2 separate regions of the Homo sapiens genome follow, and region 1 is linked to region 2. A link is a contact called in ENCODE Hi-C or POLR2A ChIA-PET data. All regions are on one chromosome and are shown on one strand. Each heading gives the region's core, a stretch centred on a gene start or an enhancer-like site at or near the end of the contact. The rest is flanking DNA. Distances are from core to core; before and after follow the strand shown.

Evidence for each region. Hi-C counts contacts between places; a loop is a spot of excess contacts on that map. ChIA-PET counts read pairs that join two places held with the same protein, here RNA polymerase II (POLR2A). Pooled maps may share reads with other maps.
Region 1: a pooled map shows a loop between it and region 2 (3-fold over the local background). The contact joins two enhancer-like sites. A Hi-C loop is called at or near these places in 2 of 50 pooled maps. POLR2A ChIA-PET finds 5 or more read pairs at or near these places in 4 of 52 experiments (GM12878, T-cell, WTC11 and 1 more).

The regions. Positions count from the first base shown.
Region 1 is chr7:5,214,398-5,220,725 of GRCh38, forward strand. It overlaps WIPI2 (WD repeat domain, phosphoinositide interacting 2), which reads left to right. Exons shown (of 13, transcript NM_015610.4): 4 at 138-307; 5 at 2,166-2,262; 6 at 2,693-2,790; 7 at 3,525-3,617. Among named protein-coding and RNA genes, the nearest start is that of WIPI2, 27 kb to the left of the region's middle. RefSeq lists enhancers at 3,904-5,103, 3,962-4,041, 4,052-4,761. Within about 2 kb of position 5,079, at least 9 of the 41 ENCODE cell types and tissues checked have a DNase peak (open chromatin) inside an H3K27ac peak, as active enhancers do.
Region 2 is chr7:5,361,755-5,368,676 of GRCh38, forward strand. TNRC18 (trinucleotide repeat containing 18) reads right to left here. Exons shown (of 30, transcript NM_001080495.3): 12 at 896-1,071; 13 at 143-279. Among named protein-coding and RNA genes, the nearest start is that of TNRC18-AS1, 54 kb to the right of the region's middle. Within about 2 kb of position 4,402, at least 3 of the 41 ENCODE cell types and tissues checked have a DNase peak (open chromatin) inside an H3K27ac peak, as active enhancers do.

The DNA of each region.
Region 1 (6,328 bases), core at 3,829-6,328, 150 kb before region 2:
ACCACATGTTCCGCAGGCACCCTCAGCGCTGTGCCCTGCGTGTCGCCCAGGCAGGTGTTTGTTTTTGAGCGCAGATTCTGCCTGTGGCCATAGCCATGTGGAGATGTTCACGCATGTACTTCCCTTTGTGATTTCAGCCGATACGGAAGATGTGTGCATTGTAGAGAGATTGTTCTCCAGCAGCCTAGTGGCCATCGTCAGCCTTAAAGCACCAAGGAAGCTAAAGGTTTGCCACTTTAAGAAGGGAACTGAGATCTGCAACTACAGCTACTCCAACACGATTCTGGCTGTGAAGCTCAACAGGCAGGTGAGCGCTGCCCCAGCTGGGTGTGGGCTTGTCTGTTGCTCCCTCCAGCACTCTGGGACAAGCCCACCCCACCGGCATGCCCCTCCGTCATTCCCTTGCTGCCTGGCCCCACGTTGCCGGGCACAGATCCTTGCCTACAGAGACCAGCTCTGTTTCCTCACCCACCAGCTTTGCTCAGCCCATTCCATTCACGACAAATGCCCGGGCCTCTGCCACACTGCTCCCATACAGGCGTCCCCGGCCCCACCCAGAGGGTGGATGGCAGTCTCTTTCACCTATTACCTGGTTTTGCTTTTATAAATGTTACTTAAAAAAAATATATTTGGCCGAGCACAGTGGCTCACGCCTGTAATCCCCACACTTTGGGAGGCCGAGGCGGGCAGATTGCCTGAGGTCAGGAATTTGAGATCAGCCTGGCCAACATGATGAAACCCCGTCTCTACTAAAAATACAAAAATTAGCCGGGCATGGTGGCAGGCACCTGTAATCCCGGCTACTCGGGAGGCTGAGGCAGGAAAATCGCTTGAACCCGGGAGTCGGAAGTTGCAGTGAGCCAAGGTCATGTCATTGCACTCCAGCTTGGGCAACAAGAGTGAGACTTCGTCTCAAAAAAAAAACTTACAGACTTTTTTTTCCTTTTGTAAATTGTTAGTTTAACTTTGAATTCAAGATGAAGGATTTATTACTTTATCTCCCCCTAAACTAATAAGACTGTCTGGCACAGAGGAAGGACGTGGTGGGTGGCATGTGTGCGTGTTTCACGCACGTGTGTGTGTCTCCCAGCTTGTGCTCACGCCCAGGGTAACAGCACCACCCGGGAGACCCCTGGCAATCTGATTCTGCCCGCACTCCCTGCAGGGAAAGCTGATTAGGCTGCTGGCTGTAGAGTGGACATGATGACAGCCAGTAGCTGCACCCTGAGATACAGTGACTAGGTGAAGTCACAGTAGAGACGTTCTTGCCTTACGCAGTTGAAACTAGGAAGTGGTCTGTTAACTGACATAGTTGGTTAGAATGGGAAATTATAAGACATCATATCTTGAGCATTTAAAAATTGTGTTCACGTCCAACTAATGTAGAGCTGGTCATCTTTCTTGCATAAGTTGTCTCAGCGATGCATCGTCTGCATGTCTACATTCATTTTCTTCCAAATGGAGCAGGAACTTGCAAAGTAATCTGAGTGCACAATAAAATGTTAGACCTTTTAAAACCCCCTTATTTTCATTTTACCTGTGCTGCACTCAGCATCAGTTTTAAAAAGCAAATCTTTCCAAATCTATTCACAGCACACTTGTCTTAGCTGTAGGTTAGCATTTGCCTAACACTAAACTAAATGGCCTGGTTAGAATTCCCAGTAGAGATGGGGTGAGTATGAGGGAGAGGTGCATCCGGCCTGGCTCCTTCTTGATTGTTGATGGAAAGCAGCTGTATCCTTGGCGCTTCTAACATTGGTCTGCATGGTGTTCTAGAAGGAACTAAGATTGTGAAGCCAACGCAGGGGTGGATCACCTGAGGTCAGGAGTCCAAGACCAGCCTGGCCAACATGGTGAAACCCCATCTCTACTAAAAATACAAAAATTAGCCAGGCCTGGTGGCAGTCACCTGTAATTCCAGCTACTTGGGAGGCTGAGGCAGGAAAATCACTTGAACCCGGAAGGCAGAGGTTGCAGTGAGCCGAGATCACACCACTGCACTCCAGCCCGGGTGACACAGCGAGACACTGACTCCAAAAAAATAAAATACAATAACAATAGAAGGAATGAGAGCGTCATAGTCCAGGAGTCAGTCAACTGGAGATTGGGGCAGGTATTGCACTGGCCGTTGCTTCACGTTTGGTTTCGTTTTGTCTCTCGCCTAGAGGCTGATAGTATGCCTGGAGGAGTCCCTGTACATCCACAACATTCGGGACATGAAGGTGCTGCATACGATCAGGGAGACGCCTCCAAACCCTGCAGGTGAGCTAACTTGTGAGGAGAGAATCCCATTTTTCTGATTTTGCCCTTGAAAGATAGCTATAGGTGAGAGAGATTTTTTCTTTTTATAGGTTCCGCAGATGAGACAGATTTTAAAAGTATTGATCCCAAACCAAGCTGCCTTCCTACTGATGCTGGTCATGTGACCACATAAGCTCATTGGTTTGATCAACTTTCAAGTTTGAGGTTACTGATCAGTTCAAACCAAAGGCCTTTAATCTCTTGACAATACTGGTATCACCTAAGGTGGGGATTTGGGGTTGCAGAACTTTCCTAACACAGCAAACAAGATTGTATCCAAGCTATTATTTGTTCCTAATGCTCTGTTAAATGAATGCTGAATTATGTCTGACATCCAAGAAGGAACTCTCAGGTGGAAGTTTGCATCTCGTCCTCCGTGTGTCATTTGCAGGCCTGTGTGCGCTGTCAATCAACAACGACAACTGCTACTTGGCGTACCCAGGGAGCGCGACCATCGGAGAGGTGCAGGTCTTCGATACCATTAATTTGGTGAGATGCCTTTCCTGCTCGAATAGCTCTCTAAAGTGTGGCTTTTTCCTGAAGAGGAGCACTGTGGTGTCCCTGGCATCCTGACTTGGCTCAGCAATACAACCGCTGCACTTTTTTGTTTGTTTGTTTGTTTTTGAGACAGGGTCTGGCTCTGTCGCCCATGCTGGAGTGCAGTGGTGCAGTCCTAGCTCACTGCAGCCTCAACCTCCTGGGCTCAATTGATCCTCCTGCCTCAGCCTCCCGAGGAGTTACAGTCATGCAACACCACACCCAGCTAATTTTTTATTTTTGTAGAGATGGAGTCTTGCTGGGTTGCCCAGGCTGGCCTCAAACTCCTGGCCTTAAGCCATCCTCCCGCCTCGGCCCCCTAAAGTGCTGGGACTACAGGCGGGTGCCCCGCGCCCAGCCCCACTGCTCTCTTCTCAGTAGCAGAGTAGGTCTGGCTCATTCTGCTTCTGGATCTGCTGCGGCGTTCAGAGCAGTGCTGAGCTCCTCGCCACGGGAATGTTTGAAGGAACATAGAAAACCTTAGGGATAAATTGCTTTGCTTTTTCTAAAGTTGGAGCAGCATTTCCTTGGATGCCCAGCCCCAGTAAATCAAGTGGGTTTGGCATTTGTTTGGACCGTAATGGTGTTTTAGGAACAGCTAATTGGCACTTGCGGACCAAGTGTCAGCCCTGGGGCGTGGGCGGTCACTGTGCGGTGGCCACTCTTTATTGGTGTCCCTTTTTCAGAGAGCTGCAAACATGATTCCGGCTCACGACAGTCCTTTAGCGGCACTGGCCTTTGACGCAAGTGGAACTAAACTTGCCACGGCTTCGGAGAAGGTGAGTCTGCTTTTCCCCGGGGGAGCACTGGTGCCAAGGCGTCCACAGACTTTTTCAGTTCTGTTCACACAGCCACCTTAGAGGCAAGGTCCTATACTTACCAGCTCCGGGAGAAGCAAAGACAGCCACCCACTTGTCAGGCCACAGGCGTGTACTGCCCGAGAGTGAGCGGAGCTTGCAGTGTGCCACTGGGACGGGAGAGCTGGTCCACATTTGTAGTAGAAAATACAGAAATGTCCAGAGGAGACAGAAGTGCCGTGTGTAACCACACCGCTCACCCAGTGTGTTTCTAAATGATGAAACTACCACATAACAGTAAAGAACCCAGACAGTGATGAAATGTGAAAAAGCAAAGACAGAATTCTATCCAGCCAGTCTGAACACATTTCAGTGTATTTCATTTTCTCTTTAGTCAACAAAATTGGGATCCTACTATGGGTATAATTTATCCTTTTTCACTCTGCATGACATTTGTCTAAGTTCAAAAACACTTGTAATGGCCGCGCAGTATTTAGTTGTGATTCATGTCAACATCACCCTTTTGGGACTTTGTTTCTAATATGTTGCTGCCGTAGGTAGTAGTGTATTTAAGTCATGTATCAATGTTTTATATGTATTTCTAACTATGAATTCAAGAGATTCCAGTAAGAAGAATGTCTGGCTTTAAAGGAGATGGCCTCTAAATGTCCCCGTGTACCTGTGACCGCGTGGCGAGGCTCCCTGGCCCCCAGGAGACTGAAGGCTCCTTGTTCTCTTCCTCATTTGGACTGTGCCTCTCTTTTCGTTTCAGTTCCTCTTTTCTTGAAAGTTGCGTCTTCCATTCTTCTGTCTTGAGGTCGCGTCTGTTCTCCCGCCTCCGTTTTCTCCGCTCTTCATTGGCCACCGATGACCTTTACTTTGATTTGGATATGATTTTGCTTCTCATTGAAATCCTAAAATAGCCTCCCCTTTCAAGCCATCTCTCCCCTCAAACTATTGACCAGAGAAGATACAATAAAACGTCGGCTCACTTCCTTAGCTTTCCTGCCTGGGCCTTTGTTCTTCAGTCTCACACCCGAGTTCTGTAATAATGATGTCACCGCTTATGGGTCACTTCTGGGTCGTGAATTATCCTGGATCTTTTATCTTCATTACCTCATTTGTTTCCCCTCAGCAAGGTAAACAGTTCTCTGTTTCATAGCAAGGGCTCAGAAAGGTTAAGCGGTGTGCCCGGGGCCGCCCAACTGGGCAGCAACAGAGGGGTCAGACTCCAAGTCTGACTTTGATTCTAATTATGCTAGACTATCCCAATAGCACCTTGTCCTTTTCTTTTCCCTTTGAAATGGCCCTGAAATTCTGTTACCCTTTGACTAATCAAAGTCTCACTGTTAATGTTTCTTTAGTAGCTCTTATAAAGGCCCAAAAGTACTTGATGGAATTTTAAGGCCCATAAAAATAGATTTTTTTTTTTCTGGACTATAAAGAGGAACCTTGATTGCTTGTACATGGAATGCTCTCATCTGTGGAGTGAGAGCAGCAAGGCCTTCCCAGCCCCGCTCTGTCCCAGGTGCTGAGGCCCCCTGAGGCCTGTGACTTAATCCTGCTTTCAAGAATCTTGCGGTCATGTGGCAACAAAACAACTCTTAATTAATTAGTATTGCACGGTAGACGTGCGCCACAAAATTATGTCTCATCTGAAAGTTTAGGCTGCAGAGGACAAAACCTTTGCCGTGGTTATTTTTGTATATGGATGCAGAAAATAGTTCATTCTCTAATTCTCAATGTTACAAGCTCAGTTTGTGTCCCTCCATCCAGAGAGAACCAAGTGTTCTCAAGTACCAGTTTTTTTTTTTTTTGAGACAGGGTCATGCTTGCTCTGTCACCCAGGCTGGAGTGCAGTGGCACAATCTCTGCTCTATGCAACCTCCATCTCCCAGGCTTAAGTGATCTTCCTACTTCAGCCTCCCAAGTAGCTGGGACTACAGGCACCTGCCACCACGCCCGGCTAATTGTTGTACTTTTTGTAGAGATGGGGTTTCACCCTGTTGGCCAGGCTGGTTTCAAACTCCTGAGCTCAAGCGATCTACAAACCTCAGCCTCCCAAAGTGCTAGAATTACAGGAGTGAGCCACTGTGCCTGGCCTATATTCTGATTTCTAATAGCTGTATACTATCCCATTGTATGAGTTTACCATAATTTATGTAAACAGTTCCTTGGTGTTCTACACTTAGGTCATCTGCTGCTTTTTGCTTTTTTTTTTTTTTTGAAACGGAGTCTTGTTCTGTCCCCCAGGCTGGAGTGCAGTGTGGTATGATCTCAGCTCACCACAACCTCTGCCTCCCAGGTTCAAGCAGTTCTCCTGCCGCAGCCTCCTGAGTAGCTGAGATTACAAGCGCGCGCCACCACACCCAGCTAATTTTTGTATTTTGAGTAGATGGGGTTTAACCACGTTGGCCAGGCTGGTCGTGAACTCCTGACCTCGTGATCCACCCGCCTTGGCCTCCCAAAGTGCTGGGATTACAGGAGTGAGCCACCACGCCCAGCCACTTTTTACTATTTACAAACACAGAGATAGTGCAGTGGCATGATCATGGCTCACTGCAGCTTCCACTCCTGGGACAACAGGAACGAATCATCAGGCTTAGCTGATTTTTTTGTTTTTTGTAGAGGTGGGGTCTTGTTATGTTGCCCAGGCTGGTCTTGAACTCCTGGACTCTAGTGTTTCTCCTGTC
Region 2 (6,922 bases), core at 3,152-5,651:
TGGGGGGCGGGCGGGGCGCGGAGAACGGGCACACGATGCACACACGGCGCCGGGTCCACGCACACCTCGACGGCTGCTGCGCGCCTGGGGGCCTGGTGGGCCGGGGCAGGGGCCCCACGGGGCGGGCGGGGGACACACTCACTCGGAGTCCCGGCGGCGCTGCAGCTTCACCAGCTCACGCTGCTTCTCCTTGTACTGGCGCTGCACCTCGGCCAGCCGCATCCGGAAGTCCAGCTCCAGGGCGTCCATGTCCTCCAGGGAGGACTTCATGGCATACATCTGGGGGAAGAACCGGGAGAGGAGGAGGGGGTGAGGATGCCACTGCCTAACGACGCCCACCGCCCACCCAGGGGTGCCCCTGAGGAAGGGGAGACTGCACTGGGAGCTGGGGCTCGAGTCCCACCGCTGCCACCTCCTGACTGTGGCCATGGCCTCATCGTATGCAAGGGACCCTGTGCTGGCTCTGCGGGGCTGTGGCAGTGCTCAATTAGATGTCATGCCTGAAGCACAGTGCTTGCGTGTGACACCTGCTCCATCAGTGAGGGCCACTGTGTCATTTATAAACGGAAGGCTCAGCAAGGGGATGCTGCAGCCCCAGGCCCCGTGGGCACCTAAGGCCAGAGCTACATGTGACCCTGGGCTACTCTGTTTCCAGTGGATCACACCGCGACCTGTGTGATGAGCCTGACATGCTAGCAGACAGGTAAACTGAGTCCCCGAGAAGGGCAACCACTTGACTGGGACCACACAGCACATCAGCACAAGGAGCTGAACGTAGCTCAGGCCTCTCTGGCGCCAAAGCCAGCCACGCCCCAGGCAGTAGGGCACCTCCACAGAGGGGCCTCCCACCCAGCCTCCCCCGCGGACCCCAGGGAGGAAGCAGCCAGCCGCTCACCCGCTCCTCCTTCTTGCGCATCCAGCTGTACTTCTTGTTGGGCTTCAGCTCCCGCGGGAGCCGCAGGTTCTTGAGTGGGTCCACCACGGGCCCATCCAGCACCTCCCTCAGCATGTGGCTGCCAGCTGCCAGCAGACTCTCCAGGGAGGGCCGCGCCACCAGGGCCCGCTCCGCACCTGTGGACAGGAGGTAGGTAACAGGGCGCTGCTGCCACCCCTTCCCCAACCCCAAACGGGGATGCCGAGGCCCAAAGCAAGCGCAGGCCCCAGGCCACACGTGCCCATCCCCCAAGGTGCTGAGTAGACAGAGGCCTTTGTGACATGCCGGAAGTCCTGAGCATCTCTAAACAAGAACGGGGAGAAGGCCAGGCATGGTGGCTCACGCCTGTAATCCCAGCACTTTGGGTGGCTGAGGCGGGCAGATCACCTTAGGTCGGGAGTTCAAGACCAGCCTAGCCAACATGGTGAAACAGTGAAACCCCACCTCTACTAAAAATAACAAAAACTAGCCGGGTGTAGTGGCACACGCCTGGAATCCCAGCTACTCGGGAGACTAAGGCGGGAGAACCACTTGAACCCGGGAGGCAGAGGTTGCAGTGAGCTGAGTTTGCACCACCGCATGCCAGCCTGAGCAACAGAGCAAGACTCCATCTCAAAAAAAATAAATAAATAGGCCAGGCGTGGTGGCTCACGCCTGTAATCCCAGCACTTTGGGAGGCCGAGGCGGGCAGATCATGAGGTCAGGAGATGGAGACCATCCTGGCTAACACGGTGAAATCCCATCTCTACTAAAAAATACAAAAAAATTAGCCGGGTGTGGTGGCGGGCGCCTGTAGCCCCAGCTACTCGGGAGGCTGAAGCAGGAGAATGGCGAGAACCTGGGAGGCGGAGCTTGCAGTAAGCCGAGATGGCGCCACTGCACTCCAGCCTGGGTGACAGAGGGAGACTCCATCTCAATCAATCAATCAATCAATCGAACAGGAGAGAAGGCAGCACGCCTGGCACAGGGTCCTGTGCTCTATTCACAGAGTACAGGCTAGGCACAGCATAAGCCTCCAGAGGGAGGGCCTCCAAAGACCGAAGGGTTCTTTCCAGCAGTACGGCTCTCCTTCCACTTATTTGTACGTGCATTTTTCCATAGTGAATATGCATAGCTCTTATAATCAGAAAAAAGCCCAGGATGAAAAACACAAACCAAGCAGAAAGGTGTAAAAAAAAAAGACAGCCCGCTTCCTTCCTCCTCCAACACACAGGTCCCTCCCTCGGGAGGCTACTGTGGGTGCAGTTTCCAGTAGACAGTTCCAGAAATGATTATGCATATTCAAATGCACACGACATCCACGGGCATCCTTTAAAATATAAAAATAAGCCGGGTGCAGTGGCTCACGCCTGTAATCCCAACACTTTGGGTTGCCAAGGCAGGTGGATAATTTGAGGTGAGCAGTTTTGAGACCAGTCTGGCCAACATGGTGAAACCCTGTCTCTACTAAAAATTCAAAAATTAGCTGGGCATGGTAACAAGCACCTGTAGTCCCAGCTATTCGGGGGTTGAGGCATAAGAACTGCTTAAACTCAGGAGGCAGAAGTTGCAGTGAGCTGAGATTGAGCCACTCCAACCTGGGCAACACAGCGAGACTCCAGCTCAAAAACAAAATTAAATAAAATATAAATGTAAACTGGGTGCCTGTAGTCCCAGCTACTCGGGAGGCTGAGGCAAGAAGATCACTTGAACCCAGGAAGTTGAGACTGCAGTAAGCCATGATCACACCACTGCACTCCAGCCTGGGCAACAGAGCGAGCCTGTCTCAAAGAAAACACACACACACACACACACACACACACACACACACACACACACACACACACGATCTCAGGCTGGGCACGGTGGCTCATGCCTGTAATCCCAGCACTTTGGGAGGCCGAGGCGGGTGGATGGCTTGAGGCCAGGAGTCTGAAACCAGCCTAGCCAACATGGTAAAACCCCCTCTCTACTAAAAATACAGAAATTAGCTGGGCATGGTGGTGACCACCTGTAATCCCAGCTACTTGGGAGGCTGAGGCACCAGAATCGCTTGAACCCAGGAGGCAGAGGTTGCGGGGAGGCATGATAGCCCCACTGTACCCCAGCCTGGGCAACAGAGGGAGGCTGTCTCAGGAAAAAAAAAAAAAAAAAAAAGATCTCAATCAGTACATACTGTATCACATTTTGCTTTTTTTCTGCTTAATGTCTTTTCTCATATTAGCACAAAGCAAACATCTACCTCCTCATTATGAGCTTGGACCTTATAAAAACTGCCATCTCTAAAGGTCAAAAACACTAGAATGCCAGCAATTTTAAATGGCCAAACGTGCAAAGGAGCCTACGCAGAATCATGTGGGGGGGCGGGGGCGGAAGGGCAGCCTAGAACACTCTTGAATTGATGAGTTTTGATTCATCTAAGTCATCTCCCATTGATGGCATTTAGATTGTTTCCTGTCTTTTCAAGATAGGGTCTCACTCTGTCCCCCACCCTGGCTGGAGTTCACCATCACACGTCACCACAGCCTCAAGCTGCCAGGCTCAAGCAATCACCCTGCCTCAGCCTCCTGAGTAGCTGGGACCACAGGCACATGCCGTCACACCCAGCTAGTTTTTGTATTTTTTTGTAGAGATGGGGTCTTGCTATGTTTCCCAGGCTGGTCTTGAACTCCTGGGCTCAAGTGATCCTCCCGCCTCAGCCTCCCAAAGTGCTGAGATTACAGGCGTGAGCCACCGTGTCCGGCCTCCTATCTTTTTGTAATAGGAGCACATGGGCACATAGCTGGGACACGTGTGACAGGAAGAGCCTCACCAGTGTGATGAATATGACCAGGTGTGTGCAGTTCTCTGATAAATACTCCCCCTACCCTCCAGGAAGGGTGCTCCAACCACAGAGATCTTGCTTTAGTCTCTACCAAATTTAAATGAGTTCTATTATAATTTTTCAATTGACATTTCATTTTTTTAATGCACATGGGGTCTCGCCATGTTGCCCGGGCGGGTCTTAAACTCCTGGGCACAAGCAGTCCTTCTGCCGCAGCCTCCCAAAGTACTGGGATTGCAGACGTGAGCCACCATGCCCGGCTGACATTTTCTTTGTGATCTAAAATACCAATTTTTGGCTGGGTGTGGTGGCTCACGTCTGTAATCCCAGCATTTTGGGAGGCCGAGGCGGGCGGATCACCTGAGGTCAGGAGTTCGAGACCAGCCTGACCAACATGGAGAAACCCTATCTCTACTAAAAATACAAAAAACTAGCCGGGCCTGGTGGCGCATGCCTATAATGCCAGCTACTCAGGAGGCTGAGGCAGGAGAGTCGCTTGAACCTGGGAGGCGGAGACTGCGGTGAGCCGAAAACCATATTCTCTATTGGCAGTGTGCAAAGTTCCAGAGACAGACATGACTAATGATGCTGCTGAGGGGGAGCTTCTCTTCCTTGGCACTATTCACATTTCACTATTCATTCGCATCTCTGCTGGGGGCTTGTCCTCTGCCTTCACTGTAGGGTGTCTTGCTGAGTCCCTGCCTTTACCCACTAGATGGCAGTAGTGCTCCCCCCAAGCTGTGACAACCAAAAATGTGGTTGCCAATGTCCCCTGGGGGGACAAAATCATCCCTAGTTGAGAATGCTTGTTTTGCTCTTCTTATATCTTTTTTTTTTTTTTTTTTTTTTTTTTGTGAGACAGAATCTCACTCTGTCGCCCAGGCTGGAGTGCAGTGACCAATCTTGGCTCATGCAACCTTCGCCTCCTGGATTCAAGCAATTCTGCCTCAGTCCCCTGAGTAGCTGGGACTACAGGTATGTGTCACCACACCCAGCTAATTTTTTTATTTTTAGTAGAGATGGGGTTTCCCCATGTTGGCCAGGCTGGTCTCAAATTCCTGACCTCAAGTGATCCGCCTGCCTTGGCCTCCCAAAGTGCTGGGATTCCAGGCGTGAGCCACCGCGGCTGGCCGCTCTTCTTATATCTTTAGGGAAACTGAGGCCACAAAGCCGCAAACCTGATCAGCTCCCAAAGGTTGATGTTAGATTGAAACCATCTCACCCACCCCATACCCCCGCCTCGAGGTCCTGCGAGACTTAAGAGTCTACAATGTCAGGTAAGGATGGAGGGCTGTTCTGTTCTCCAAGAGGGGACCAAGGTACAACTCTGTCACCTCCTTCACCCTCCCACAAACCTATTATCCCTAAGCTCTTAACTGATCAGGCAAGGGACGCCCAAGTGACCTCTAGGCCAGTGGTGATGGGTTCAGTCGTGTCCCCACTAATTTAATATGCGAGAATCCTAACCCCTAGTAACCTCATTAGGTGACCTCTGTGGGAGACAGGGCGTTTGCAGAGGTGGTCAAGTTCAAGTCATGACAGTGGGCCTTCATTCCGTAAGGCTGGTGTCCTAATAGGGTGGAGAATTCTGGGCTGGGTGCAGTGACTTACACTTGTAATCCCAGCACTTTGGGAGGCTGAGGCGGGCGGATCACTTGAGGCCAGGAGTTCAAGACCAGCATGGCCAACATGGGGAAACCCCGTCTCTACTAAAAATACAAAAATTAGCTGGATGTGGTAGCATGTGCCTGTAATCCCAGCTACTTGGGAAGCTGAGGCAGGAGAATCACCTGAACCCAGGAGGCAGAGCTTGCAGTGAGCGGAGATCACACCACTGCACTCCAGCCTGGGCAACAGAGGGAGATTCTGTCCCAGAAATAATTAAAAACAAAAACAAAACCAGTACCAGGTGGGAAGACCAAGGGAATGTTTTTTGTTTTTTGTTTTTTTTTTGAGATGGAGTTCCACTCTTGTTGCCCAGGCTGGAGGGCAGTGGTACCATCTCGGCTCACTGCAACCTCCGCCTCCCAGGTTCAAGTGATTTTCCTGCCTCAGCCTCCCGAGTAGCTGGGATTACAGGTGCCCGCCACCACGCCCAGCTAATTTTTGTATTTTTAGTAGAGATGGGGTTTCACCATGTTGGCCAGGCTGGTCTCGAACTCCTGACCTCAGATGATCTGCCCGCCTCGGCCTCCCAAAATGCTGGGATTACAGGCGTGTGCCACCGTGCCTGGCCAACCAAGGGAATTTTGATTTTCTTCTACCCAAAAAAAAAAAAAAGTTTCTATTGAACTATTTTCGTGAGAGAAAAGCAGCAATGAACTTTAGGACAAGTGCCTCCCAGTGGGGAGGGGGGCGTTGCTCACACAGGCCAATGGCAGCGTGGCTTCTCCAGGCTTCCTTGAGGGCCATCTGACCATGACAGTCACAAAGCCTTGAAAAATGTGGCCTTGTTTGGACCCAACAGTTCTACCTCTGGGCATACAATCCCAGGCAAATCAGAGATACGGACAAAGTTTTTTTTTCTTCAAGGATAACCATCATGTTATTTGCAACGGAGAAAAAAAAAAAACAACTTTGTTTTAAAGCAGACGAAAATGCCTGACCATCTAAGACTGGGTCATCAAGGGCCAGGGCCACCACCAGGCAGAAAGTTGGGCAGTCCCTAAAACAATGATTTTTTAAAAACCACAGCTTTAAGCCGGGTGCTCACGCTTGTAATCCCAGCAATTTGGGAGTCCAAGGTGGGAAAATCACTTGAGTTCAAGAGTTCGCGACCAGCCTGGCCAACATGGCGAAACCCCATCTCTACTTTTTGTAAAAAAAAAAAAAAAATTAAAAAACCCACAGCTTTGAAAAATGTTTAATAAAGAACATTTTAAGTAAAGTGTCCGGGCGCGGTGGCTCACGCCTGTAATCCCAGCACTTTGGGTGGCCAAGGCGGGTGGATCACTTGAGGTCAGGAGTACGAGACCAGCCTGGCCAACATGGTGAAACCCCATCTCCACTAAAAATACAAAAAGATAGCCAGGCATGGTGGTGCGTGCCTGTAATCCCAGGTACTCAGGAGGCTGAGGCAGGAAAAATCGCTTGAACCTGGGAGGCGGAAGTTGCAGTGAGCCGAGATGGCACCACTGCACTCCAGCCTGGGTGACAGAGTGAGACTCTGTCTCAAAAAAAAAAAA